3 separate regions of the Mus musculus genome follow, and regions 2 and 3 are each linked to region 1. The links are chromatin loops, found by intact Hi-C in ENCODE. Cell type or tissue: heart. All regions are shown on one strand. Links, peaks and the distances in the headings refer to the core of each region. The heading gives the core; the rest is flanking DNA. Region 1 overlaps Plb1 (phospholipase B1). Region 2 has its middle 42 kb from the start of Ppp1cb. Region 3 overlaps Gm15614 (predicted gene 15614).

What was found. A loop is a pair of places that touch in the nucleus more often than their neighbours do. Peaks named below come from ENCODE experiments on the same cell type or tissue, not always from the same donor. Only the 100,000 strongest peaks of a DNase experiment are listed, where the experiment ranks them.
Region 2: it touches region 1 in a loop (3-fold over the local background); 6 of 42 quality-filtered maps call a loop at or near these places.
Region 3: it touches region 1 in a loop (6-fold over the local background); 28 of 42 quality-filtered maps call a loop at or near these places.

Annotation. Positions count from the first base shown.
Region 1 is chr5:32,318,018-32,328,000 of GRCm38, forward strand. It overlaps Plb1 (phospholipase B1), which reads left to right. Exons shown (of 59, transcript NM_001081407.1): 31 at 516-554; 32 at 973-1,033; 33 at 2,263-2,321; 34 at 3,251-3,324; 35 at 7,376-7,419; 36 at 8,082-8,190; 37 at 9,974-9,983. It overlaps Gm36840 (a long non-coding RNA gene), which reads right to left. Exons shown (of 3, transcript XR_376851.3): 2 at 2,750-2,862; 3 at 1-634. Among named protein-coding and RNA genes, the nearest start is that of Gm36840, 32 kb to the right of the region's middle. In heart, for the core only: a CTCF peak has its summit at 4,284 (motif pointing right); no DNase peak of the experiment used is centred there; H3K27ac peaks cover 420 bases.
Region 2 is chr5:32,412,434-32,422,416 of GRCm38, forward strand. It overlaps the pseudogene Gm5864. Among named protein-coding and RNA genes, the nearest start is that of Ppp1cb, 42 kb to the right of the region's middle. In heart, for the core only: a CTCF peak has its summit at 2,351; a DNase peak (open chromatin) is centred at 4,608; H3K4me3 peaks cover 568 bases; H3K27ac peaks cover 3,216 bases.
Region 3 is chr5:32,515,298-32,525,280 of GRCm38, forward strand. All of the region lies in intron 2 of Gm15614 (predicted gene 15614), which reads right to left. Among named protein-coding and RNA genes, the nearest start is that of Ppp1cb, 61 kb to the left of the region's middle. In heart, for the core only: a CTCF peak has its summit at 5,285; no DNase peak of the experiment used is centred there.

The DNA.
Region 1 (9,983 bases), core at 995-8,994:
CCCAATTCTACTCACAAAATGTCAGATTTTTAGAGTTTTGCAGCCTCGCAACCCAGAATTCCTCTGGGTCCCCAAAAGGGTCTCAGGATTCTCACTGGGAACTACTGGACCAGGGCTTATTTGGAGAAGAAGTTGGGGGTTGAGGGGGGGTCTGCTTTTTCTTGCTTAAGTAAAAAGGAACTCAGGTTTCTATAGGGCAAAGTAGGTTTCAAATGGCAGGCACCTGGGGGTGACAGGGGTGCTGTTGGGAAGGGGTAGGGTAGAAAAAAGAGGCCCAACATCCTTAGCCAATAGGCTGAGTGCAAGAAAGAATATGGTAGCTACTTAAGGGTTAAGTCTGAGTTCTGGGACTTGGTTCAGGTTGCAGAGAAGACCGGATACATCCTGGGCAGGAGCACAGGGTGGTCAGCCTTTCTGGAAGGGTCTAAGCTCTGGTCGTGGCCCTGAGGAGGCTGCGGAAGAGCATGTCTAGGCTGGTGTAACTCCTTCCATTGCTCACTCACCTCTTCCCACAGGCCTCGCCATTTCTGAGCACTACCAAGAACAGCAACCTGGTATCTATCTATGGCTTCTCTTTGGCTCCCTGGGCAATGGGGTGGGCAGCTTCTGTTGATGGGAAGATGGGTAAGAATTCCTGAAAAAAAAAACAGAGGGTTCATTCCCTTTCCTAAAACCATCTCTCCACCCACAACTTCTATGGGCGAGAGTAGAATCAACCTAGCCTTACACAGCTGAAGGAAAAGGTAGACGGTGGGGTGGGTCATTTGTTCTATCCCTGAGTCTTACCTTGGATGAAAAAGAGGTCAGACTTACAACATCTCAGCTTGGCTGATATTCAGTGTCCCTGGAGACCCCTCCCCAGGAATAGGACCCAGGGCTCTGCTGAGGAAGACTGATATCCATCCAGCTTTTCTGCTGCCTGACTCCCACCCACTTAATCCTAAGATTCTAGGATTGGCTCTTTGTATTTAGGGTAATGGAACCTGGATGGTGTGCGAGGAGAGAGCCCCTTCTGCCTCACCACCAACCTCAGGTAAGCCCCTGTCTTAGTTAAGATTTTTTTTGCTATGAAGAGACACAGTGACCACAGCAACTCTTAAGAAAACATTTCATTGGGACTGGCTTATAGTTCAGAGGTTTAGTCCATTATCATCATGGCAGGAAACATGGCAGTGGGCAGGCAGACATGGCACTGGAAAAGGAGCTGAGAGTTCTACATCTGGATCAGCATGTAACAAGAAGGGAATGCCACACTGGGCCTGACTTGAGCTTCAGAGACCTCAAAGGCCCCCCCAACACCCTACACACACATCTTATACACATACCCTACACACACAATGACACACACCTCTGTAAGGCTATACCTCCTAATAGTACCACTCCTTGTGGGCCTATAGGGGCCATTTTCTTTCAGACTACCACAGCCCCTGTGACCCACCAAGATCCAACACCTCTCTACAAAGGCATACATTACTACTGAGTAATAAGCTAAAGCTTCATATGATAACCACTCAACACAATTCTATCCAGTGCTTGTTTCCAATCCTGAGTGAGCTATTTGTTCAACTTTGGCAGCATCATGCCTGGCCAAGCCCCCAGGGCATCTGTGTTAGGAGCTCTTTCCCATCCTCTTGCTTTCGAGATCTAAGCAGGGCACAGAGAAGACGTGGGAACTCACTTGCCTATGGTTGGCCCAGTCCTGCAAGATGATGAAGTCTGGAGGTTAACGAGGCCAGCGAGTCCCATGAAATGGATGTCTCTATGGAAATGTGTCCTCAGTCTCTGCCTGTGGAAGGGTCTAGAAAGTTCTCTGGGCTCTTCAAAAAAAGGACTTTAGGAAATTAGGGAAGGGCCTGCCATGACTATGTCTTAGATTCATGTGGAAATCTAAAACCGGGCTTTAAGTGGCCTGTATGTGAGCCAGTGCCTGTCTGGTTGGGCACTCAGGCCACCGCTGACTTCTCCTCACATGACCACCAGCACTAAAATGGAATTCTGCCCCATCTTCTCCATCCCTGCTTTGTGTCTTACAACATGTCTTAGCATCTGTTTCTCTATCTTCTAGCCTGACACAAGCCTAAGAATTGTTTGTGTCTCTTATAGGAAACTTGGATGAAAATTCTGCCAATGCAGTTTGGGCTCCTCGGTTCTACACAGTCTAAACACACATGCAGTCTTGTTTCTGGTATTGGCATGAAGCAAAAGGATAGACTATACCCTCAGCTCTCTTCCCAGACTCAAGCATGTCTGCTTGTCTTTCAGTGCATACCCTGAGACCTGCAGACATTCAAGTTGTGGCAGCTCTGGGAGACTCTCTGACTGTAAGAACTTTTGAGCCCTGGGGGTGGGAGTGGGCCGTGGGATGGTGGGGCCAGTTCCAGGTCTGCCCTCCTAACTTCCAAGCTTGTGCTCCCACCTTCTGTCATCTCTTATTCTTCTGCCCTAACTCTATCCATCCAAGAGAATGGCAACAATGTAATTGATTTTTTTTACAACTGCTTTGTCAAATAGATGTGCAGGAAAAATTATTTTCAGAAATGAACTGAATATTCTCAGTTGGCAGAATTTTTGAACACCCAACAGCACTTTTTGACATATGCAAAAATATGTCATTTTGACTCCAAATTCTCCTAACAATGCCCATGTAGATGCCATTCTCCCTCCATTGTGATCTGCCCAGACCCCTCTCTGTTTCCTCTGAATCAGCACAGATAAAGCCCCCCACATAAAGCACAGGTAGCTATCTTACCATGCTGGAGAAGGCGCTGCTCCTCACTTTTAATACTGGGTGTGCTTCATCCCAGGGCTCCACCTCCTGGCAGTACAGCTGGGGCTTTATAAATGCCTTCCTGGAGGTTGGTTCTAAGGGGAAAAAATATAAATGAGGGATTTTATTGGAATCTCTCCACCACAGTGGTTACAGCCCATGTCCACAAAGACCTGTGTGGTATACACGTTGGCAATATTGTCAATTTCACTCGACTTTATAAAGTACTTGAGAGTCTTCCAGTCTTTACAACTGTGATCCCAGTTGGGTCCCAAGCCTCTCCTGTGGAAAGGCTTGCTTATCATCAGTTTTGTAACTGGGCAGCCATAGCAAGGCAAGGCAAAGCTGGGAAGTGGGGGTCACAGACTAAGCCCCTTGCTCCCAGTCTTAATGCCAGTCTTGCTGCCCTGAGTGCACTGGGGCCATAGCCCCCACTTTCTCTCTGACTTGTTGGTTTTCCTATGGCATTTCATGTTTTCAAAGGCTGGCAATGGAATCAGCTCCCAAGAAGGTAACCTCACCGATGTCTCCACACAGTATCGAGGACTGTCCTATAGGTAATGTTGACTTCCGAGGGCTTGTTTGGTTACCTTTTTGGTTTTATGGATTTGTTTTGTTGCCAGGGTCTCAGGGAATCTGGGTTGACCTTGAACTCTCTATGTAAGGGAAGATGACTCTGAGTGTCGGACCTGCCTGTGTGTCTACCTCCCAGCTGCTGGGTTCCTAGTATGCACTAGCTGGGTTTAACTCCTATAAATGCACAAATCCCAAAGAGCAATGACCAGGTCTAGAAGAGGCTTTCAGAGGGACAGCAGTATATTTCTGCAAACTGTGAACATTGACTGAATAGAGAAGATATTTTACTGTTAATAATCTTTTTATTTTTTTTTAAATTATGCAGAAAAAGTAAACCAAGGTTCTTACCAAACTCCTGAGTCAGAAAATCCAACATGAAATGTGCCTGAAAAGCACCAAGTCCTTGTGTCTCCACCTGTCCATTTGCATGTCTGTTTTCATATGTTGATGCTACTATGTTTGTCTGCATGTATGTATTCATGTCATTTCACAGTCACACCTCTGCCTGTATGTATATGTACACATACTCACTTCTGGGGGAGATGCTGGAGGCAAGTTGCAATCCATGGGTGACTCTGAGCACCTCCTGTGTGCTAGCAGAGTTAGGAACTGAGTTGGGTGTCTGGGGGAGGGGGAGTATGTTAGCTGAGCACTCACCTGGCTTCCTAAATGCCACAGGGTGGGAGAAAAGAGAGGAACCAGCCCTTGTCAGCAAGGATGAAAGGCTTCCAGGAGAAAGTGGTACCCCAGCAGGATGTCAAATAAGGGAAGGTGTGAGAAAGGGTACCCCAGAGAGGAGTTCAGGTGGCTTGAGGTGTCAGGTAAACAACTGAGTGTTAGTTGTGTTTCTTTCTTTCCTAATAAAGTTCCTGGTTTTGCATGCTTCAAAGTAATTAGCCAGTATTTAAGAATTTACCTGGGAAAGCTAGACTGAAGCCTGCCACAAGAGGGCAGAGCTTTAATGAGCAGTTGGTTGCACAGGCAAGCACTTACCACTTCCCTTTCCAGGGTACATTCACTTCAAGGATGCTCCCTAAGAAAGAGACAGGGAACAAGGTGGGATGGTCAGAGCTAAGGAAAGCTCCAGAGAGACATGCCTGCCAAGGTAATAGAGAGGCAGGGCCAGCATGGCTTGTAGCCACCACTGGGAAGTACCTCAGCGTGAGGGCCGTCTCTCCTCCCAGAGAGAGGAAACTGTTTCTCAGCAGAGCCCCCACATGTCCACATGTCTTAGCCTGGCCAGTGGTCTCCAGTGGGCTGCCTGGAACAAAACAGAACCTCACTTACTCAGCCCTCCCCCGAAAGTTACTGAAGCTATGAGGGACCGGGATGTTGCGGGGAGGGGAGGAGCAGGGCTTACTGTAATCCAGGAGAGGCCCGGGTTACAGCAGCTGCTCCACCTTAACTAAAGGAGGCAGTGACATCATCGTGTGAGGGGAAACCATACACAAATGTCAGCTCCAGAGGAACACCCGTGGGGGCAAAAGTGACTGCTGCAGCCTCACAGGTAGCCGAGATAGTGGGGCTCCCAATCCAGATACAAAGTCAGCCTTCTGGTAGACTTCTTGGGCAGTCATGCAAATGTTCAGCTATTGTCTGATCTTTCCTAGGAACGAGATGTCTGAACTTTCTAGTTATAAGCCCAATTACCCATGGCCAATGACTGTTGCCGTTTCAAGTTAAAACCCGAACTTGTCTTAAATGTCCCAAACATCTTCCCCCAAGTGCACCTGTGTTGAAGACAGTGTTAGGTTAGAGTCTAAGTGACAGCAGTAGACAGGCACACAGGCAGGTGTTTCTCTGAGTTCTTCCATGGGATATTAGCTGTCCAAGAGGGGATTTCCTTTGTATTTGAGGTAAAACACTACCTACTATTTCCTTCATGTGCAGGCCAGCATAGAAAGGGCTCTGAGAGACACTGCAATGGAAACCTCTCTCTGTGTTTTATGTTTGATCCTCAGTTTCCCTTAATTCTAGGATTTTCTTTGTTTGGAGTATCTATTGGGAAATGTCCATGACATAGACTGACCAGAGAAAAACAGTTTTCTAGAGCTCACTACACTGGAAATAGCAGGCAATTAAATGATTCCAGGAAAATTTACAAAGTACCCTGGGACTTTTCCTTCAAGGGAACAATAGGGGGAGGGGGGAATTGGACCTCATATAGACAGGAGAGAAAGGGCCCCAGGGTTCTTGGGGTATGGGTGGTTGTAAACAGGACCTGTAGAGGTTTGGCTGGTTCCAAGGTCCCTTGGCCTAAGACTCTGTGCCTGTGAATGTCTTGTCACCTAGCTTGCCAGTGAGTCGGTCAGAGAGCTCTCTTGCAGTGGTTCTTAACCTTCCTAATGCCGCCACCCTTTACTACAGTCCTTCATGCTGTGCTGTCCCCCAACCATAAAATTATTCTCATGACCACTTTATAACTATAATTTTGCTACTCTTATGAATTATAATGTAAGTATCTGTTTTCTGATGGTCTCAGGGCCACCCTGGTGGCCTCTAAGAGGGGTTATGGCTCATAGGTTGATAACCACTGCTTTGTATGGCTTTTTCTCTGGTAGAAATACATTGGTTTATTTGAGATTACTCCATGAACCAAATAAAAATAACTTACCCAAGACAAAATGCATCTCCTTGTTTTTGTTCTGATTCTTCCAACACACATCACAAAACATCTATACCTTTCTGCACACTGGGTGACAACAGATGAGGAGAGTCTAGCCTACATTCGATGAAGAGTCTAATGTAGACTAGATGTTTGATGTGACTGTTTCTTCTCATGTTTGCATAGTTCTGATCAAAACGGTGACATATATACTTTTGAATCTCTCTGGGTTTATTTGTGTAGGTATCTTTTATCCTCTTGGACATACCATTCTAAAATGGCACTGGGAACCCTGCTGGTCTTGTTCTGCCCACCTTCTTTTTTTTAAAGTACCTTTAAGAAATGACAGTGGGGGGCACATAGTATGTATGCTTTTTTGTGTGTTATCTTGTTCATTGAGAGAAACACACAGAAGACAACAGATGGGACAGTACAAGGGTTTATAATTTCCTCCCAAGTCTCAATGCTTCAATCTGCTGACTTTGATTGGGAGAAGATAAGATTCTGAAGCAACCTGCATGTAGAGCTAGAAAAGAATTGGTGACAATTGACAAGAAGCCAAGCCACTAGCCCAGGCCACACATCTGATAGGCCACAGGGTGGGGACAGAATGGAGTAATATGGCAGGCAGAACTCCTCCAGCTCAAGCCCTTGACCACCCAGGTACAGGACAGTGGCCTTCATTCCAAGCGTTCTTTGACTGAAGAGCAGCTTTGATCTATGGCATCTTTGAGAGGTCTCTTCCAGTGTGCTAGATGCTAAGTAAGGTTGTGTTCTCAAACTCCCTGGCCTGAAATGAAGTGACTGGAACTGACCAAAGGGGCACAGAAGAAACCAAACAGTAAATACCAAATATTTGATGAGCATCTAGACTTTTTTAAAGATAGAAATAAGTATCTCCTTTAAGTATGTGGAAGGAAATGACCTCCTCTTAGGCAGTATGGTCTGTGGCTAGGCCAGATAAAAATGAGACTGGGCATTAGACGGCAGCAAGCTTCCTTCTGTCCCCTGAATCTTCCATTGGAATCTACCTGATACTGGGCAGAAGAAACTTATCTGTGTTCTCAAGGTTTCCAGCTCAAGCTAGGTTTAAATTACCCTTAGAAGTGAACCTTCTGGCACCTCAGCTTTCTACTCTGTCTCATAGAGATGTCCACAGCTAACTCCTGAGCTTAGGACAGGAGAGACCTAAGGCCTACATGCAGCCCATACTGAGCACTTAGGGTCCTCAACTAAGTACTACCCTCCAGAGAGGGTGGCAGAAAGTCCTTTAGCTTCAAATCCTAGACTAAGCAGGGAACAGTCTACTGGTGAATCTAGAATGTTCCCAGGATCCTGCAAATATAAGGACAGCAAGGATCCTTCTTTGGTAACGTTTATATACTGACTTGCTTTCTCTCCTTCCCTGCCTTGCTCTCTCCCTTCAGTGCTGGTGGGGACAAGACCCTGGAGAATGTGACCACTTTGCCCAGTAAGTAGATACCAAGGGCTTGAATGGGGCTATTCTAGAAAAAAATTAGTGCATTCGTGGGCACTAGCCCTGAAGTAGGAGACGAGGCCCCAGTTGTCAGTCTGAGGGCATGGGCATCAGACATGGAACCTGCAGACCCAAGTTCAATCCCTGCTCTTTCTTGTGAGGTGACCTGGGGCAGCAGTTCTCAACCTATGGGTCAAGGCTCCTTTAAGGTTGAGTGACATTTTCATAAGGGTCACCTAAGACCATTCTGCATATCAGATAGCTCTATTACAAGTCATAACAGTAGAAAATTACAGTTATAAAGTAGCAACAAAAATAATTTTATGGTTGGGGGTCACCACAACATTAGGAACTGTATTAAAGCCTCACAGCTTTAAGAAGGTAGAGAACCATTGGCTTAGGACAAGCCACCAAATTCCTCAAGCCTTGAGTTTTTCCATTTGGCCCAAGAAATGCTGGGGCAAATCTGATGGCAAGAGCGGGGGGGGGGGGTGGTGGAGGGGGGACGGGGGGGGGACTTCACTGCTCTGTAAGTTGGGCAGAGAAATATGCTTCTGTAAGGGAGACTTTTTCCAACCTTGTCTTATCATCACGTCATTCCAACAGAGAAAGTTTCTGTCAGACACATGTGCTAGAGTCTGCCTTTCCTCTTCCAGATATCCTACGGAAATTTAATGGAAATCTCACAGGCTACTCAGTAGGAACCGGTGACTCCAGTTCCGCAAACGCTTTCCTTAACCAGGCTGTCCCTGGGGCGAAGGCTGAGTATGACATTTGGGGGAACTGTAGAAAGGGGGAGAGAGGCACATGGTCAGTCCCTCAGATACCCCACAGAGACCTACAAAGGGACTTCACCTTATCTGCAGCAATGATTTTAAGGGTACTTTTTCCTGTCTGTCCACAACCAAAGCTATAGCATGGAGATTAGTTTCCTTGGACATGGGAGGGGTTACGTCTCTACAGTTGTTACCTGACTCCTCAGTGGCCAGCCTTTCACACACCATGTCATCTAAGAATTGAACTGACTAAGCATATCGGTAAAATTGAAGCTAAGTAGGTCTGAAATAATGATGCTAGAATCCCTCTCTCCCCAGAGCCTCACAGGTAGCGATTGCCCTATATGATCAGGGGAGGCTTACTATATCAAAGTCAAGATCTCCAACCTGAGGGAGCCTCTGGGAAAATCTCACCTTCTCTCCAGCCCTGACATAGAGCTAACATAAAACAGACGGGAGGTTTCCAGGGGGTGCTGAGGCAGAACTGCCTAGCCTCCTGAGATGGTCTCTCAAGGCAACACTAATTCTTCTCCTAGAGGTCCTGGAAGCCTGGGGTTCCTGCTCCTCAGTTCTTGCCCTTACACCTCTAGTTGGTGGACGTGCCCCCAACACCTGTTTGCTGGGCTCTATAATGGCTTGTAATGCACTGTCCCACTAGCCTATCCAAGGAGACCACAATGCTATGGCTCTGTCACTCAGACTTGTGCTGAGAGCCATGAATTATAAACCCATGTGTGGGTTTATATAACATGTGTGGGTCATGCGTTTCCTCTCTACTTTTCTGAAAGTGGCTCACAGAACAAGTTACACATGTGACACATAATAGTCATATATGTGTGCACATATGTGGGTACATGATACAGGCACATGTGAAGAATCACAGCCATGGTGACAAAGAAGGGATTGTGTCAACGTGAATGTTTCCATGGTTACTGTACCTGAGCATCAAACTGTCAGCTTCTAGGCAGTTAGGAAGCAAAGGAAACATTCTAAACCTTCATACATCCAATTACATGTTCTTTCCCAGCTACTCAAGACAGACAAGTGAGCAAGCTGTAGTGGTGCTCACCTGTAATCCAATCAGTGGAGGACTTGAGCCAGCCTAGGTTATATACTGAAAACCTGCTTAAGAATGGAACATCAGCTGGGCGGTGGTACGCCTTTAATCCCAGCACTTGGGAGGCAGAAGCAGGCAGATTTCTGAGTTCAAGGCCAGCCTGGTCTACAAAAATGAGTTCCAGGACAGCCAGGGCTATACAGAGAAACCCTGTCTCAAAAAACAAACAAACAAACAAGCAAGCAAGCAAAAAGAATGGAACATCAAAGGCAAATGGATTCTCAGTGTGGGACCTTAAGAATATCATGAGCACAAAATGAGACCAGGAGTGGCTTTGATGACTTTAGGACAATCTCCCAGCTTGCTGTTCACAAGGCCATTTGCTGCAGTATTTCTAGATATGTATTAAAATGTATTGAGCTGTATTTCATCCTTTCTATTCCTGACAATTCTCCTCCTCCTGACAAGGAGGCTGGTTCGGGGGTTCTGCCTCTTGCTTGCCATCGTGGGTAGCCACACATAACGAGCACTCTGCATTAACCTTTTCAGTTTGGTCCATTCAGTCTCTCCAACAGTAGCCCCTGTGGCCTGTGAGCCTTGGGGGGGGGGTCTCTGCAGCTCATGTAGTGTCGCAGAAGCCTGTAGTGTGTAGACCCCTGGGGTAAGATGTCAAATGTACACTCTGTCAACGGAAGCACTGACTTTCTCTTCTCAGGAACCTTACA
Region 2 (9,983 bases), core at 1,153-9,152, 95 kb after region 1:
GGAACTAGAAAGGCACAAAGCAGCTCTCTTCCTCCAGCCTGGGATGGAACATGGCCCTGGGGACACCTTGCTTTTGATGTGATAATACTGGTTTTTAGACATTTGGCCTCCATAACCAAATGTCTAAATAAATAAAGGGAATAAAGTCTTGTTTTAAGCCACCAAGTCCATGGCAGTTTGCTGTGGTAACCAGAGGAAACCAGTACAGGCCCCATGGGACTTAACTTGTTCTCCTGCTCTCTATGTGCCCTGCTCGGGTTACTGCCCTCCTCTCTCCCTCCCTCCTCTGGTTTCACAGCCCCTTTCCTTGAGAGCTGGAACCAACAGCCAGCATTTACTGAGCACCCCTCCATGCCAGGCACTGAGCCAGGGGCTCCACCTGGGCTGTGTCACATTAGCCCACAATCACACAGCTAGAAATTATTAAAGCTGAAGTCTAAACATGGCTCCTGCTAACTTCAAAGCCTGTGGCTGCAACCCTGCTGTCTCACTGCCCAAGGAGGGGCCTTTTCTAGATACTGGGACATTAGTTCCTGTGTGTCTTTTTCCAGAAGCCTATTAGTATCTCATACAATAAAGGCATGTGTTTAAGTGTGTGTGTGTGTGTGTGTGTGTGTGTGTGTGTGTGTGTGTGTGTTGGGGGTGCTCACACACTTATATATGCTGGACCTTGTGCTTAAGACACTAGGGGGAATGTTTTATGTTTATCATCAAAACAACCCCATGAGGTAGAAGCTATTTGTAGACAAGGAAACAACCCTTCCCTCTGGGAGCAGCAACAGTCAGTCCTGGCCTCCTGGGGTCCAGGACCAGTGTTATTTCCTGTGAGCTCCCCAGTCTCTCATTTGCACCACTGCACTTGGGTGTAATTTGCCTTGGACTGTGTTCAGACTTCAAAAGGCCTTTGTGTTGTCCAAAGTTTGGAGGACTTCCATTGAGTTCATATGTGGAGCTTGTTAACTTCCAGAAAGTTCAAAACACCCACAGCGCCACATAAATATGGCACTGCCTGTGCAGTCCCAAATGCCCGGACCACATTTTCCAAAGCCTCTTTCCTTCCCCTCATCCAGCTCCCTCCTTCCCCTCCTCATTAGAAACACTGGCTGGTTCTCACCAGATTAATAGATTGTGAAATTTGCAAAGGATTTATAATCACAGAACATCATAGTGATCATCATCTAAAATCTAGAAAACGGAAAATGTTTAAGACCTCACTAAAACACATATCTAAATCTTTTACTTAAGAATGCATGTTAATGCAATTGGGGTGTGGGGGAGAGTCAGGGAGAGAGAGGGAGAGAGAGAGAGGAAGAGAGAGAGAGCACTCTGTATGTATAAGCCTGGGATACTGAAACTGACTCATTTAGTGTCTGTGTTAATTTGCATGTTTTTACATGAAATGTGGAAATTTGAAACAGCAATCCATGCAGCAGCCAATAGAAGACAAACTGCCTTTGGAAGTGAATCAAGACTCCCAAAGGTTCCTGGATCATCCTGACTGTTTTTAGGTTTTGCAAAGAAGTAAGAATCAACGAAAGAGACTTCTCCACAACTGTGGAAAGACAGATTAATTGTAACAAGTGTCCCAGCAGGACCCCAGGACTCTGGATTCCAGTCCCAGCCCAAATACACACTTGCTGGGCGGTGCTGACCAGATGTTTATCTTCTCTGGGTTTCAGTTTCTCCCACCTACAGGTACTTCTTAAGGTGCCTTCAAGTTCCATGAGGACATTTTAAAATGAGAATAATAGTGATAGGGCTCAGCATTTACTGCCAATCTTGATGACCTGAGTTCAGTCACCAGGACCTGTGGAGTGGAAGGAGAGACCTGACTCTAAAATATAGTCCTCTGATGTCCACTTGAATGTTATGGTACACACACACACACACACACACACACACACACACACACACACTACAAACACAGAAAAGTAAACATTTTTGAGAGAAAAAAAACTCAGCCTTTTTAAAATTTTGTTTGTATAATTGGCAAGGAGGGAGCAGGAGGGGACTGCCCATATATTACTGCCTACGCATGAGCCATGCGGAAGTCAGGGGATAACTTTATAGAGTTGGTTCTCTGAGCACTGTGGGCTGCAGAGCTCAAGCTCAGGTCGTCAGGCCTGTGCCACAAGCCCTTTTGCCAGCTGAGCTACCTCACTGGCCCTCAGCCACACATTTCATTTTCTATGTCTTTTTCCCACAGTTACACACAGTTATATAACCCACTGAGAGACTGTGGCAAGGAGATCTACTTATAGTTGAGGGTTGACTACACTATAACTTGGCCTTCTGAGTCTCACACACAAATCTCAACTTGAGTGGCACTGTTCTCAACATGCCAGCTGGGACAGCCCTGCCAGGAAAGAAGCTGATAGTGACCTCTGTCTGAATCTTTCACTGGGACACTCCCGAAGGCCAGACTGTCATTAAGTCTGCAGAGTAAACCCCACCCTAAGCAGAAGCCAAACTAGGAGTCGCAGTCATCCCTGCCATAAAGGGAAGGCTCTAGGAACTGCACAAGTTCACCAGAGCCTGCATTCAAATGTGCAAGCTAATAGGAGACCCTCAAGTCTCTGCCCAGACTCCTGGGGCTCTGGGCAGCTTCAGAAGTATGTTTCACTGGCTGGTTCAGGTTTCTCTGGGAAAGAAACAGACACAAAGAACGGAGGGACCTGTTTAGGGGAACTACCAAGAAGAGCCCTACCCCCCCACCCCACCCCTGCCCTGAAGTTATAGGCAGGATGTGCATATTCAGGAAATCTCACTAAGTTCAGAGACCCAGAGGGTAGTTCCATGGGTACAGAGCTTGCCCACAGTGTATGAGGTCCTGAGCTCAGCCCCTGCATTTTATAAAATGGCTGTGGTAGCTCATGCCTAGAATTCCAGCACCTGGGAGGTGGAGGCAGGAGAATCAGTAAAATAAAACCATCCTCAGTGATTCAGACAGTTTGAGGCCAACCTGGGCTAAATGACAGAGGTCAACTTAGGCTACATGAGAAAAAAATGTCCATAATTCAGATTTGTCAATATGCACTAGACTATGTCCAGTCTTCAATGTCTCTCATGAAGGCATCATTTCTGCCTTATCATTTTGATCTTGCAAATCCACATGAAGCTTTGCAGTTATGAACTTGCATTTGTCCCGAATCCCGGTCTTTCTAGCAAATTCTTTTAAAGCAGAAGCTCCGGCTGTTGGGTCTCTAAACCTAACTAGGTGTCCTGTGCAGAACTGAGTCAAGACCGGCAGAATTGTGTCCCGTTAGCATGCTAAACGTGACCCCAAAGTGCCTTCAAAGCAGTTCTCAGCTGTTTCTGTGGCCCACAGAGGAATGCTTCCTCCTCCAGGTCTGAGAAGGACTGGGCATGGTGGCCTGCTGTCCCAGCACTCAGGAGGCTGAGAACAGGCAGGAAAATCTTGGATTTGAGGACACCCTAGGCAATACAGTGAGATTCCATCTCAAGAGCCCTCTGCTGTCTGCCCCTCCTTGTCCCCAAACAAACCACACACACACACACACACACACACACACACACACACACACACACACACACACATACACACACACACACATACACACATACACACACACATACACACACACACACACACACATACACACACACACACACACACACACAGAGAGAGAGAGAGAGAGAGAGAGAGAGAGAGAGAGAGAGAGAGAGAGAACAATGAAGCAGAGTGGTATCAAGTTCCTTCACAGCCCACACAGTCCCATTTTGGACTCCCTTAATGAGATAACAAGAGCTGGCAATTATTGGGTACTTACTGTATATGAGCACTAAGTACTTTATCATGTGATGTAATATTTAGGACAACTCTAAAACAAAGACCCCATTCCCATCTTATAGATTAAAACAACAACAAAGACAAACAAACAAACCTTTAAAGTACAGAGCTAAGATGGTAGATTAAAATTCAGTCTGGCTGCCTTGAATCAATCAATCTATCTATCTATCTATCTATCTATCTATCTATCTATCTATCTATCTTATTGTTTTTCAAGACAGGGTTTCTCTGTATAGTCCTGACTGTCATAGAACTTGCTCTGTAAACCTGGCTGACCTTGAACTCAGAGATGCTCTTGCTTTTGCCTCCCTGGTGCTGGGATTAAAGGCAAGTGCCACCACTGCCTGGAGATTCCCATGTTATAATGTGTAGGATATATGGCTCTCCAAACTAATGTGTAAATTCCTTGAAAGCAAAGATTCTGTCTTTTCTGCTTTTGTGTACAGCCTGGAGGAAACCTTAACAAGAGTGTCAACTCATGATGAGGCATCCCTATCTAGAGTATTCAAACACCAGAGGTTAGGTTGACTGAGAAAGTTTGAGAGGCTCTGGCTAAAAGAATTTGGAAAGCTAATCTTAGCCAGCCCCGTTTAGGATTCCAGAAAGCCCTAGCCAGAAGGGTAGACTTTATCCTCTGAAATTGCTCCAAGGAACAGTAAAGCATCCAAACTGTGCAGGCACATTAGTGGCCATGGGACCAAACCTAATTCAATGTCCTTGTCATCGGTGGTCATGAAGGAGCCAGTGCTGATCTCTGGGGCAATGTTCCTTTGCTGTCCTGGCCGACATCCAGCTTGGAAGAGCTCACAGTGCATACTTATTCCTGTCCTCTGGGCAGTCCCCTTCCTCTTCCAACAGTGACATGTGAAGGAATGTTGCCCTGCATTCCTGACCATTCACGTCTCTGTGCTTTAGTCATAGGTCAATCTCTTGGAGCTGTGGACGCATTTCCCATGGGAAAACATGCTATTTATAGAGGTTGGTATCCAAGGCTGAGTCTTAAAGGCTTCATCAGTAATTTTGCTTATTTGTTTGCTTATTTGTCTGTTTGCTTACTTAGGTTCTAGAAATGAAACTGGGAGCCTTGTTCATGCTAGACAAGAACTCTATTACTGGGATAACATTTTTTTTTCTTTTTCCATTTTTCTTTGTTTTCTTTCTTTGTTTGTTTTCCTAAACAAGGTTTCTCTGTTTAGGTTTGGTTGTCCTGGAATTCTCTGTAGACCAAGCTGACCTGGCACTCAGAGATCCACCTGCCTCTGCTTCATGAGTGCTGGTATTAAAGGTGTGCTCCATATTTATCTTTTTTTTATTTTATTTTATTTTATTTTATTTTATTTTGGACCAGTGAGATGGCTCAGCAGGTAAAGGCATTTGCCACCAATCCTGCCAATGTGAGTTCAGTCCCTGGAATCCAAATGTTGGAAGGAGAAAATTGACTCCTGCAAGTTGTCCTTTGAAGACTATACACACACACACACACACACACACACACACACACACACACACAAATAAATGTTTTAAAAAATAACAGCATCTCACAGTCTGCTTCAAGTGCTAGAGTTAGACATGCATCACCACGCCCACTTTTATTGAGTCTCTTATTAATCATTTCAAGTTGGTCAAACACAGGAATCAGAGGCCCCTGAGATGCAACTGACTTGAATACCTCCTCACTGAGGACTACATTTTATGGTGCCAGAAGGTTCCATGCAAGCTTCCACAGGAGAAAAGCAACCAACAGGCCTTCCTGGATTAGTAAAGTGGTGATTATGGGTTCACCTTCAAGGTCCATGACTTGTCTAGCTCGGGGAAGTTGGCTAGGTTTCCAGTACCAGGCATGGCTTCCCTCTTGATAAACATGTCTGAAGTCCAATTAGAGAGCTGTTGGTTACTGCCAAGGTAACAATGCACCCTTAGGGTTAATGTGCCATGCAGGCCAGCAGAATCCCTAACTATAGTCTAAGTATTTGTCCTTATACCCATAGATAAGTATAGTCTTTGCTCCTTACCACAGGGATAACTTCTCTCAGCAACAGATGGAGACCATTACAGAAAAACACAACCAATCAAAATGCAGAGTTGTAGATTGGGAAAGGATTTTTACCAATCCTAAATCTGATAGGGGACTAATATCCAATATATACAAAGAGCTCAAGAAGCTGAACTCCAGAAATTCAAATAACCCCATTAAAAATGGGGTACAGAGATAAACAAAGAATACTTTTTTTAAAAAAAATTATTATCTGTAAGTATACTGTAGCTGTCTTCAGACAAAAGAGGGTGCCAGATCTCATTATGGATGATTGCGAGCCACCATGTGGTTGCTAGGATTTGAACTCAGGACCTTCAGAAAAGCAGTCGGGTGCTCTTAACCACTGAGCCATCTCACCAGCCCCTAAACAAAGAATTCTCACCTGAGGAATACTGAAGGGCTGAGAAGCACTTGAAAAAATGTTCAACATCCTTAATCATCAGGGAAATGCAAATCAAAACAACCTTGAGATTCCACCTCACATCAGTCAGAATGGCTAGGATCAAAAATTCAGGTGACAGCAGATGCTGGCCAGGATGTGGAGAAAGAGGAACACTCCTCCATTGCTGGTGGGATTGCAAGCTTGTACAACCACTCTGGAAATCAGTCTGGCGTTTCCTCAGAAAACTAGACATAGTACTACTGGTAGATCCAGCAATACCTCTCCTGGGCATATACCCAGAAGATGTTCCAACTGGTAATAAGGACACATGCTCCACTATGTTCATAGCAGCCCTATTTATAATAGCCAGAAGCTGGAAAGAACCCAGATGTCCCTCAACAGAGGAATGGATACAGAAAATGTGGTACATTTACACAATGGAGTACTACTCAGCTATTAAAAACAATGAATTTATGAAATTCTTGGGCAAATGGATGGATCTGGAGGATATCATCCTGAGTGAGGTAACCCAATCACAAAAGAAGTCACTTGATATGCACTCACTGATAAGTGGATATTAGCCCAGAAACCTAGAATACCCAAGATACAATTTTCAAAACACAAGAAAATCAAGAAGAAGGAAGATCAATGCGTGGATACTTCATTCCTCCCTACAATAGGGAATAAAATATCCATGGAAGGAGTTGCAGAGACAAAGTTCAGAGCTAAGACGAAAGGATGGACCATCCAGAAACTTCCTCACCCTTGGAGTCCATCCCATAATCAGCCACCAAACGCAGATACTATTGCATACGCCAGCAAGATTTTGCTGAAAGGACCCTGATATAGCTGTCTCCTGTGAGGCTTTGACAGTGCCTGGCAAATACAGAAGTGGATGCTCACAGTCATCTATAGGATGGAACACAGGGCCCCCAATGTAGGAGCTAGAGAAAGCACCCAAGAGCTGAAGGGGTCTGCAACACTATAGGTGGAACAACAATATGAACTAATCAGTACCCTGAGAACTCGTGTCTCTAGCTGCATTTGTAGCAGAAGATGGCCTAGTCGGCCATCACTGTGAAGAGAGGCCCCTTGGTCTAGCAAACTTTATATGCTCCAGTACAGGGGAAAGCCAGGGCCAAGAAGTGGGAGTGAGTAGGTAGGGGAGCAGGGCGGGGCGGTGGGGAGGGAAGGTATAGGGGACTTTTGGGATAGCATTTGAAATGTAAATGAAGAAAATATCCAATAAAAAAAAAATGCAGAGTTGCTGCTCCGGGAGCCTTGCGCGCCGTGCAGTTCTGTGCCTTGCCCGTCTGTCCCTTCCGATTGTGCCTAGTGATGACCACCCAGCAGATTATTCTCCAGGGCCCGGGCCCCTGGGGTTTCCGCCTCGTGGATGGCAAGGACTTCGAACAACCTTCCGGTCACTCCCGGAAGCAAGGCTGCTATAGCGAATTTATGTATTGGAGATTTAATCACAGCCATCGATGGGGAAGGTACCAGCAGCATGACACACTTGGAAGCTCAGAACAAAATCAAGGGCTGCGCAGACAACATGACGCTCACAGTATCCAGGTCTGAACAGAAGATTTGGTCTCCTCTAGTGACTGAGGAGGGGAAACGTCATCCCTACAAGATGAATTTAGCGTCGGAACCCCAAGAAGTCCTGCACATAGGAAGTGCCCACAACCGAAGTGCCATGCCATTTACTGCCTCACCTGCTCCCAGCACCCGGGTCATCACAAACCAGTACAACAGCCCAACTGACCTCTACTCATCCGAAAACATCTCTAACTTCAACAATGCTGTGGAGTCGAAGACCTCAGCCAGTGGGAAGGAGGCGAACAGCAGGCCCTTGGTTCAGCCTCATCCCTCTGGCAGCCTTATCATTGACAAGGAATCTGAAGTTTACAAGATGCTTCAGGAGAAGCAAGAATTAAACGAGCCCCCCAAACAGTCCACATCCTTCCTGGTTCTGCAGGAGATCCTGGAGTCAGATGGGAAAGGGGATCCCAACAAGCCATCAGGATTTAGAAGTGTTAAAGCTCCAGTCACCAAAGTGGCTGCATCTGTTGGAAATGCTCAGAAGCTGCCCATCTGTGACAAATGTGGAACTGGTATTGTTGGTGTGTTTGTGAAGCTGAGGGATCACCATCGCCACCCTGAATGCTATGTGTGCACCGACTGTGGCATCAACCTGAAACAGAAGGGCCATTTCTTTGTAGAGGATCAGATTTACTGTGAAAAGCACGCCAGGGAGCGGGTCACACTGCCTGAGGGCTATGATGTGGTCACAGTGTTCCGCAAGTGATGGAGAGGACCTGCCCTGTCTACTGCCCTCCAGCCAGCCTGCTGCACCTGGTTCTCGGAATATTCTGGCTCTCTCCTCCCTGACAGTCCTATGCTTACTTAGTGTTAGTCATGCGCAATAAACACTGGGTTTTGTCTGTGCTGACTGACTCCCACTGGCAGTGTGACATCTGCTTTTACATTATTGGGAGATGGTTTTGTCCCTGTCCCTTCACCCACACCTTCAATCACACCTTCAATGCACCTTCTTCACTTGGAGTCTTCTCTGCTGCAAATGGACATTGGTCACATTGGAACTAAGCCAAATGTAGTATCTCTGATGTTACTTGGTTTTACTTAATAAATTTAGACTTTAAAGCAAAAAAAAAAAAAAAAAAAAAAAAAAAAAAAAAAAAAAAAAAGCAAGTTGTGGAGTACAGACCCAGTAGATTAATCTATAAAGCAACTACTACAACTGCGGCTCAGGGAACATTGCAGAAGAGGGCTCAGTGAGATTATAAGAGCCAGAGGATCATGGGGTTTGCTCTGAGGTGTGTATCCTGGTAACATCAGCAGCTACTTCCATAAAGTCTCACCAACAGGACTGTGCAAACAGGAGCTGAACAAGGACCACAACAATAGACATGTCACAGTGGAAGAGGCAAAGCCCAAGGCCTCCTCAATCCTACAGAAAGAACCACGGGCAACTAAGGAATGCTGAGAACAGGAGAAATAGTCTTCCCCGGGGGAGAACACACCATTGATTAACCAAATAGTCAGCCTTGAAAACAGACATATAAGTAACATACAGACAGAGCAGGTTATATTTAGAAACGAGTGTGTGTGTGTGTGTGTGTGTGTGTGTGTGTGTGTGTCCGCTCAAGCAACAATAATTGGGAAAAAAAAAGAGGCCATGAACCATGAACTTGACAGAGAATAAGGAGAGGTTTAAGGGAGGATTTGGAGAGAGGAAAGGAAATGGGGAGATGAAGTAATTATTTTCTAATCTCAAAAATAAAAGAAGTAATATCTTTTTTAAACAGTGCCAAGTCTCATTGACATAGGACCTATGAGTAGTCTTATTCACCTAGGAACACGAGTTCCTAATTCTAACTCAGCCTGTGGTGCCCGGCTCTCAGCCTCTCTCCTGGAAAGCTGGGCTTCCTGGGAGTGAAGAAGTTGGCAGCAACCATGACAACTGATGCTCACTGACTGGATTGCAGAGAAGACAAACACTGGAGGGGAGGAGATCACAAAGCCTTATCAAGGAGACCACGCCTGCTAAAGTGGGAGTTCCCCAGTCTCCGTGAGTCTGCAGGTGCAGATCACACACACACACACACACACACACACACACACACACACACACACACTCGGGTATAAGTCGCATTTCTCAGATCCTCAGGCAACCTGATTCTATTCTGTTTGTGTGTGTTCGTTCGAGTGCATGTGCGGCAGTAGCAGCG
Region 3 (9,983 bases), core at 1,193-9,192, 200 kb after region 1:
TTGATGAAGCTAGATTGCAGAACAGAACATCCAAGTAATTTATCCATGTTTACAAAATACAGAGAGATGAAAACCTAAGTTAGAATTATCTCCATAATTCCTCAGTAAAAACCCCTGCAAAAGAACGATGCTGCATGCCCAGTTCTCTTCAGCCATAGTGCTGAATCAGAGGAATACTTCTTCCCCATTTCCATCTCTGCACTTATGCCCTCTGCTACTTTTGAGTTGCACAACTAAATTTATGAATATAGTTGAAACTTAACATAAGTTGTATGGAGATTTGAAAACTGCATTTAGGTATTCAGTGGACTGTTCTATAATTCACAGGTTGTTGGGTTTTTTTTTTTAATAATCTGTTTGGAAGACAAGCAGATATGCTTAATGAAATACAGAGGATCTATACTTCTTGTCTTGAATAATGTTATTGTAAAGAAGTGGGGATCTGAGCGGGTGGGGGCACAGTGTTGGGGAGGAGAAAGGCAGCTTCTTCCACTTTGTTTTTCACGTCATCCAGGAAGTCAGCTTGACAGGGTTTCATGTGATGGAACTATCCTGGTGACCACTGACAATCACCTCGTGCACACTAGAGTGGGTCTGATGGTATGCTGACTGCTTCAATTGCCAATGTAAGTCTAAGGTTGTGCTTTCAGGCAAGGAGCCAATACAAAGGCTTTGTCCGCCACAGTTCTCATGCTGCTCTGGACTCATCATCACTTTGCAAACTAACCGTGAAGATCAAGAGTGTTGTCTCTGTGCTGAGCTATACTGGCACACTTTGAAGCCTGCTTGAATCTACCTTCACAAAACTTCAGTGTCGAACACTGTGAATCACTCCCAAGGAGTTTTATAACCCCTCTTTCTATTTTCAGGGACCTTTGCAAATGACATCATTTAGTTTCACTTTATATTAGTTGGAAGTTAAATGTTGTAAATAAGAGAATGAAAAGTGATTCGAAACTCCAGATCATTACAAAGAATCCGTTTCCAGATTAGGAGATGACTTCTATGGGGTTCCATGATGTGCTTCAAAAGAGTATAAATGTCACTATTGAGTAAGCAGAGATATCCATATGACCCTCAGTAAAATGCTTGTCTTCCTTATTTGCAGATATGGCTACAAGACAGGAACATACAGAGAATGGTGAACAGCTAATAACATAGTTCTCGAGCCATACAAACAGACTTCCATGTTGGCTCAATTACCTAACTGTCTAGGTGGAACCTGTGGGGAAAACAATCCTCCTTTGAATGAGATTTCAAATGATGCTTTTCCCCACTGGGCTATGCACATCACCATAAACCTTCTACTTTAACTCAGACGGATGCTCACGCCGATAGTAACATCTTGACGCACACCTTCAAATGAATTTGTTCTAAATAATACATCAAGAACCTAAGAACTCACATCTTAAGCTATTTTTTTAAAGTATATTGTGAAGTACAAAGCACAAAAAAAAGCAGCCATGTTGCCTGACATTTGAATAGAATGTCTATTAAACTAAAAAGATTTTTTTTCCTGGACAAGTATAGAAGTGAATTTCTGATCTGGGGTTTGAGCATCATAAAAACTTTCTTGTCTTTAGATCTCAGTTCAAAGACAGAAAGCTGTGTCTGGTGTGCCATGGCCAACAGAGATCCACAGCAGTTCCTCTGTAAGAAATAACGGAAAGAAATGCATAGTTCACTGGCAGACTACCAGCCCTGGAACAGTGGCCACAACAGTGTCTCCCAAGTAGTGTTAAGTACAGGATCTGTAAGGTAATTGTGGATCTCTGGAGAGAACAATTTGCTACTTCTTAAGAGAATGCCTACAGGTCATAAAGCAGCTTTGGAAAGGTTCAAAACCTGCTCATGAGCTTTAAAGTATAATGTGGAAGTTCAAGATAAAAAGGTGAAGGGAAGGCATTCTGTGGTTTGACAGATACTTATAAAACTCCATTGTATCTGGATACCGAAAAATTTGTGTCTTTCCCTCAAGAACAGGTGTCTAACCGATTATTGCTAACATTACAAGAAAACTTAAAAGCATCTACCAAAGATGCAGTCATGGGGAAAGGCCCTTTCTTAGTCTCTGCATGACATGTCTCAGAAAGCTTTTTTAAAACTCCATGCCTTTGCCTGTTAGAATATCACATTAAAAAAAAAAAAACTGTTGCTTGTACAGTCAGCATCCCCCCTTTTAAATTACAGTTGCTTTAAAATGGACTAGTTTGTGAGTTCTATGCATGAATAGATTGCATCTTAGAACTCCCACTCAGTACTAAGAAATGACCCTGGCCTATAACTTCTGGTCAAGTTGCTAAACTTAAAAACTGACTCACCCATGGCAATGTATGTAAAACATCAATAGATCCTCCAGCTATTCTGACATTATCAGCAGTGCTCATGGGCTAAGTGCATATGGGAAATTCTATGACAGGTGGAAAACTCCCTTTTAGGCTCCATGATTGCTTTGTTAGAATCAATGAACGCCAAAACGATTCCCTGAGTTATCGCTGACTACAAACAGCTTATTAGACAATTTCAAATTATAGAACAATTTCTAGAAACATGAGTCACATCATGCTATATCCATGTGGTATAAAGTGCCAGCAGATGTAGTAAGGCTGACAACAGTTCAGAGGTGCCCATCAAAATAAGGCCTTATGACAGTGATAGTTTCCCAGGACTTCTATCACATCCCAGATCACAAAGACCCAACAAAATATACTTTCTGTTGTTAAGATTTGAGATACAGTAGAAATCAAATGGGGTCAGGGCAATGAAGACAAATCCAAAGAACATTTTGAAATCATGAGTCAGTAAAGCTTCTCCCATTGCCATGAATGGACATGATGGTTTCTAAGACACCTTCAACGCTGGAAATTCACCTTGTACTCCAACATATCCTGTTACATCTGACCTTCATGGAAACCCAGGGAGACAAAGAGAGCAGCTCCATTTCCAAACTCTAATTAGAAAATTGGTGCTAACGCAAACTGTATATGCCCCAGTACAGGGGAACGCCAGGGCCAAAAAAATGGGAATGGGTGGGTAGGGAAGTGGGGGGGGGGAGGGTATGGGGGACTTTTGGGATAGCATTGGAAATGTAATTGAGGAAAATATGTAATAAAAATATTAAAAAAAAAAAAGAAAATTGGTGCTAAGGGGCATAAAGGAATTAATCCAGTATCACATGCTAATGTCAGGACCAGTGTCCCTTCACCATTCCACTGCTGTCACTGCACCTTGTCTCTGAATATTCCACCTCCATCAGCCTCACTGGCTCACACAAAGCCTTTATGAGTAGGCAGATGGAATTAAGTACTCATTTATAGTCTCTGCAATGACAACAAAAGAAAGCATTAATAAGAACTGTATTGAGGAACTACGAAAATCAAGTTAGGGGTGGTAGCCCATATCTTCATTCCCAGCATTTAGGACCCAGGCTGAAGCAAAAGTATTGTCATGAGTTCAAGATTAGACTATGCTACAATACAGTGAGCACCAGATCACCAGCCTAGGCTCTACCTGAATAGTACTCTACCTGAATCAGAGACAGAGCAGGGTTAGAGCCATAGTTAACACAGAAATTTAAAAGATCCCCAAAAAAGTCAGAAATTTTCTGAATTTTTCCCCCATGGTCACCAAATTGCTCACCATGGGGGAAAAATTTTGAAATGACATCATGCCTGGAGCTGAGTTAGAATGGACTCAGCATTAAGACTAGCCTTGGCTACACAGACAGCTACATGGAAAGAGAAAGAAAGAAAAAGAGAAAGAGAGAGAGAAAGAAAGAGAGAAAGAAAGAAAGAAAGAAAGAAAGAAGGAAGGAAGGAAGGAAGGAAGGAGGGAGATAGAGGGGAAGGAAGGGAGATAGAGGGGAAGGAAGGGAGAGGGAGGGAGGGAGAAAGGAAAGAAGGGAGAAAGGAAGGATTGAGTAAAGGGGAAAAAAGAAAAGAAGGGGAGAGCGGCAGAAGGGAGGGAGGGAGGGAGGAAAAGTAGGCCTACATAATTCATAGCCTCAGTAACTATAGGACAAGAGAGAAACAAGAATTTCTTCTCCATAGAAGAAACTGCTCTGGCTATAGCAGCAGGCATGCTGCAGGGAAACAACAAGCAGACTGCTGGACTCCCATGATAGCAAGAACATAGCACTAGTTAGACAGCATGAGCTGCAGGAAGCCCAGTTAACACCAGTAACCACCAAGCTGACAAATCTGACTGACCTTGAACTTCATTACATTTTTATTGAAATATGTTAGCATAATAAGACCTTTACCAAGAGGGACCTGTAACACAAATCTAAGGGCATTGAGAGCCATGAGACAGTCTATACTGAAATCTCCCCCCTTCCCCCCCCCCACCCCAAATGCAGGTCCCAGAAAGGACATGGCTATTCAAGCCAATAAACAAGATATGTGCTTTTGTTACTGCTTGCTACTATCCTATTTGGCAGGATGCTGCCATTTTCCCTTCAAGACACTCTTCATTGACTGGGCTGCATTGGGCCTGCTGTGTTTCTTTTAAGTAACTCTCACTTTCCCTTTTCTTCAAAAATTAAGCAGGATCTGATTTCTATTCTACAGGAGAAAGGACCCACCTGGCCAATAACATTCTAAAAGTAACCATCCTCCATGAACATCACCTTGAACATGCTTTATTTCCCCCCATTCCTCAAGAAATTTGAAGTCTCCAATCTCTTAGATGATCCCTCTTGCTATAACACTCCTCAAATAGGCAAAGCAAGTCTACAATGTTTTCCAGCTATAAAGTAAAGTTTCTGAAAATTGAAAAGAAGATGAAAATGTGCTATGATGGTTTGAGTGAGAAATGGCCCCATAGGCTCCAGCATTTGAGTATTTGGTCCTCAGTTGGTCCTGTTTGGGGGAGGTTTAGGAGGTGTGGCCTTGCTGGAGGAGGTACATCACTGTGGACAGGCTCTGAGATTTTATAAGTTCATCCCATTCCCAGTTCGCTGACTCTGATTGGTGCTTGAAGTTGGAGATGCTCACTCTCTGTCCCTGCTGTCATGTTTCCTCCTCCACTCTTACAGACTCTCTATCTGCAATCACAACCCAAAATAAGCTCTCTCATCTACAAATTGCCTTGGCCACAGCAACAGAAAATCATCTACTATAGGTGTAGTCACTCATCATCTTAGCTGAAGAGAGTATTGTATGAAATTCTTAAGGGCCATCAGAAGTGCATCCAGGGAAGGTTATTTGACATCATAGAGAAGAACATGGAGGCTCAAAATATTAAGAATAGAAAGGCCACTGTGGCAGACTAAAGGCAAGCAGCGCCTCCCAGTGGCTCAGAATTGAGGCAGCTTAGAATTAAAAAATAGCAATGTGGATGCCTGAGGGAACATGCTCAAGTTTAGTACTGGACAAACAGTAACTTGAAAAGTCTCCAGTTATTGAAACAGGGGGTGAGAAACAACATAACACCTCTCAGCCTGTAAGCAGCATTGTAGAGGGAAGAGCTAACTGCTAGGGAAAGAGAGAAAGGCGTAATGGGTAAAACTGGTACCAAAAGAGATGGATACAAAAGCAGCCTGAGCTTAGACCATCCCTGTGCTGTGGAGAAGGTCTGTGCTTAAGAAATGTTCTGGGTTTCTCAACATAAAAGCACAGTGCTATAACTGACAGCCATGCAAAGGTCAGCACCAAGCTTGGTGCTTTAGAGAATATAAGTTCTGCATCTTCCTTTCGCTGGAAGATCATTGTCAATATTGACATGCTGTTCTGAACATGTAGCCCAGTCTGGCCCCAGAAGAATGCCAGTGAAGCTAGCTCATTGTGAAAGATGTGCATATTCAGGCCATAAATGAGGCAAGGGGTGGAACTTGCTTTAGCTGTATAGCTAAGGTCAAGAGACTCTGGAAGCTCTGGATTGTGAGCAGGTAGTGGCCCTTGGGAAACTACACCTCTGTATGGCCTTTGTCTTGTATTGTTTTTTTAGCCCATCCCATATTTAAACAACATGGGTTATGCCGCCAAGACAAAGTTGATTCCATGATAACCTGGTACAAAGCAGGGAAACGAATGTAGACCCAATGACCTCCAGCTCTAAGCCATGCCCACTGACCTACTGACAATACTAAAGGAGGAAGGGGTGGATATTTTCACAGGCTTTGAGTGCTCCATTGGTTGCACAGTGTACTGAGACGTAGAAAGATCAGTGGGAATGGAGGATAGTCACTAACTCTTGTGGTTGAGACATTGACATGGTTCTCTTTTCTTTCCCTTTTCATTTCTTATGAAGACTTTTTTATGCTTGTAGATGAGTTTATGGTGTTTCCCTATTTATGTTTGTATACATATGTTTTTATTGTTCAGTGTTGTATTTTTGTTTTTCTTTTTCTCTCCTTCTAGTCATCAAGTCCTTATACTGCATTTTTCCTGTTCTTATAGACAGTCTTCATTTTTCATCATACTACTGATCTCTATCTTTTAATTTTTTGGATATTATTTCTGCTTTCCATTCTCTGTACTCTTCTTTCTTCATCTTTCTTATATATTATGATGCTTAAAAACTATTTTATCTGCATCATTTAAAACTTCAGTTTGGGCCAGCACTGGGGCACCTTGGGCGCGGAGTTGGCGAACACCCCCAAGGTCCCCTAGAGGACTCTCCACGCAATCTTAGGACCACCGGTGAGTAGAACACAACTTCTGTTCCAATCCAATCGTGCGGGACCTGAGATAGCATTAGAGAAGCAGGAAACCCGGACTGACCAGGGTCACAAGTCCCTTCCGGTTGACACCAGCACTTGGTCACCTGGGCACAGAGTCGGTGGAAACCTCCAAGGTCCCTAGAGGACAGCTTCTGAGACAGACCCCGTTTCGGGCCCCAGACATCCGGGCACCTTCCCTGCCAGAGGAGAGGTGTCCGCCCTGCCCGGGAGGGCTGTGCTGGAGCACCTGGGGGAGCCATTCTTGGTTCCCGGATCCCTCTGAGACTAGTCTGTGCAGGTGAGAGTGTTGACTACAGAAGCTAACAGCTTCTGGGACAGGTCCTGTTCTGGGCCTTCATCTTCTGTCAGGAGGGAGGTCTGAATGCCAGATATCTGTGCACCTTCCCTGTAAGAAGAGAGCTTGCCTGCAGAGGGTGCTCTGACCACTGAAACTCAGAGGAGAGAGCTAGTCTCCCAGGTCTGCTGATAGAGGCTAACAGAATCACGAGAGGAACAATCTTTAGCAAGAGACAACTATAACAACTAACTCCAGAGATTGCCAGATGGTGAAAGGCAAACGTAAGATTCTTACTAATAGAAACCAAGACCACTCACCATCATCAGAACGCAGCACTCCCACCTCGCTCAGTCCTGGGCACCCCAACACACCCAAAAAGCTAGACCGGGATTTAAAAGCATATCTCATGATGATGGTAGAGGACATCAAGGACTTTAATAACTCACTTAAAGAAATACAGGAGAACACTGCTAAAGAGTTACAAGTCCTTAAAGAAAAAGAGGAAAACACATCCAAACAGGTGAGGGAAATGAACAAAACCATATTAGTCTTAAAAAGGGAAGTGGACACAATAAAGAAAACCCAAAGCGAGGCAAAGCTGGAGATAGAAACCTTAGGAAAGAAATCTGGAACCATAGATGCAAACATCAGCAACAGAATACAAGAGACGGAAGAGAGAATCTCAGGTGCAGAAGATTCCATAGAGAACATCGGCACAACAATCAAAGAAAATGCAAAAAGATCCTAATTCAAAACATCCAGGAAATCCAGGACACAATGAGAAGACCAAACCTACGGATAATAGGAGTGGATGAGAATGAAGATTTTCAACTTAAAGGGCCGGCATATATCTTCAACAAAATTATAGAAGAAAACTTCCCAAACCTAAAGAAAGAGATGCCCATGAACATACAAGAAGCCTACAGAACTCAAAATAGAGTGGACCAGAAAAGAAATTCCTCCCGACACATAATAATCAGAACAGCAAGTGCACTAAATAAAGATAGAATATTAAAAGCAGTAAGGGAAAAGGGTCACGTAACATATAAAGGCAAGCCTATCAGAATTACACCAGACTTTTCATCAGAGACTATGAAAGCCAGAAGATCCTGGACAGATGTTACACAAACACTAAGAGAACACAAATGCCAGCCCAGGCTACTATACCCAGCCAAACTTTCAATTACCAATAGACGGAGAAACCAAAGTACTCCACGACAAAACCAAATTCACACATTATCTTTCCACGAATCCAGCCCTTCAAAGGATAATAACAAAACAAAACAAAAAAAACCCAATACAAGGACGGAAACCATGCCCTAGAAAAAGCAAGAAAGTAATCCTTCAACAAACCTAAAAGAAGACAACCACAAGAACAGAATGCCAACTTTAACAACAAAAATAACAGGAAGCAACAATTACTTTTCCTTAATATCTCTTAATATCAATGGTCTCAACTCCCCAATAAAAAGACATAGACTAACAAACTGGCTACACAAACAAGACGCAACATTTTGCTGCTTACAGGAAACTCATCTCAGAAAAAAAGATAGACACTACCTCAGAATGAAAGGCTGGAAAACAATTTTCCAAGCAAATGGTCTGAAGAAACAAGCTGGAGTAGTCATTCTAATATCAAATAAAATCAACTTCCAACTCAAAGTTATCAAAAAAGACAAGGAGGAGCACTTCATACTCATCAAAGGTAAAATCCTCCAAGAGGAACTCTCAATTCTGAATATCTATGCTCCAAATGCAAGGGCAGGCACATTCATTAAAGAAACTTTAGTAAAGCTCAAAGCACACATTACACCTCACACAATAATAGTGGGAGACTTCAACACACCACTTCGTCAATGAACAGATCATGGAAACAGAAAGTAAACAGGGACACAGTGAAACTAACAGAAGTTATGAAACAAATGGATCTAACAGATATCTACAGAACATTTTATCCTAAAACAAAAGGATATACCTTCTTCTCAGCACCTCATGGTACCTTCTCCAAAACTGACCATTATAATTGGTCACAAAACAGGCCTCAACAGATTCAAAAATATTGAAATTGTCCCATGCATCCTATCAGATCACCATGGACTAAGGCTGATTTTCAATAACAACATAGATAATAGAAAGCCAACATTCACGTGGAAACTGAACAACACTCTTCTCAATGATACCTTGGTCAAGGAAGGAATAAAGAAAGAAGTTAAAGACTTTTTAGAGTTTAATGAAAATGAAACCACAATATACCCAAACTTATGAGACACAATGAAAGCATTTCTAAGAGGAAAACTCATAGCTCTGAGTGCCTCCAAAAATAAACTAGAGAAAGCACACACAAGCAGCTTGACAACACACCTAAAAGCTCTAGAACAAAAGGAAGAAAATTCACCCAAGAGGAGTAGATGGCAGGAAACAATCAAACTCAGGGGTGAAATCAACCAAGTGGAAACAAGAACTATTCAAAGAATCAACCAAATGAGGAGCTGGTTCTTTGAGAAAATCAACAAGATAGATAAACCCTTAGCCAAACTCACTAGACGGCACAGGGACAGCATCGTAATTAACAAAATCAGAAATGAAAAGGGAGACATAACAACAGATCCTGAAGAAATCCAAAACACCATCAGATCCTTCTACAAAAGGCTATACTCAACAAAACTGGAAAACCTGGATGAAATGGACAAATTTCTAGACAGATAACAGGTACTAAAGTTAAATCAGGATCAGGTTAATGATCTAAACAGTCCTATATCCCCCAAATAAATAGAAGCAGTCATTAATAGTCTCCCAACCAAAAAAAGCCCAGGACCAGATGAGTTTAGTGTAGTAGAGTTCTATCAGACCTTCAAAGAAGATCTAATTCCAGTTCTTCACAAACTATTCCACAAAATAGAAGCAGAAGGTACTCTACCCAATTCATTCTATGAAGCCACAATTACTCTGATGCCTAAACCACAGAAAGACCCAACAAAGATAGAGAATTTCAGACCAATTTCCCTGATGAATATCAATGCAAAA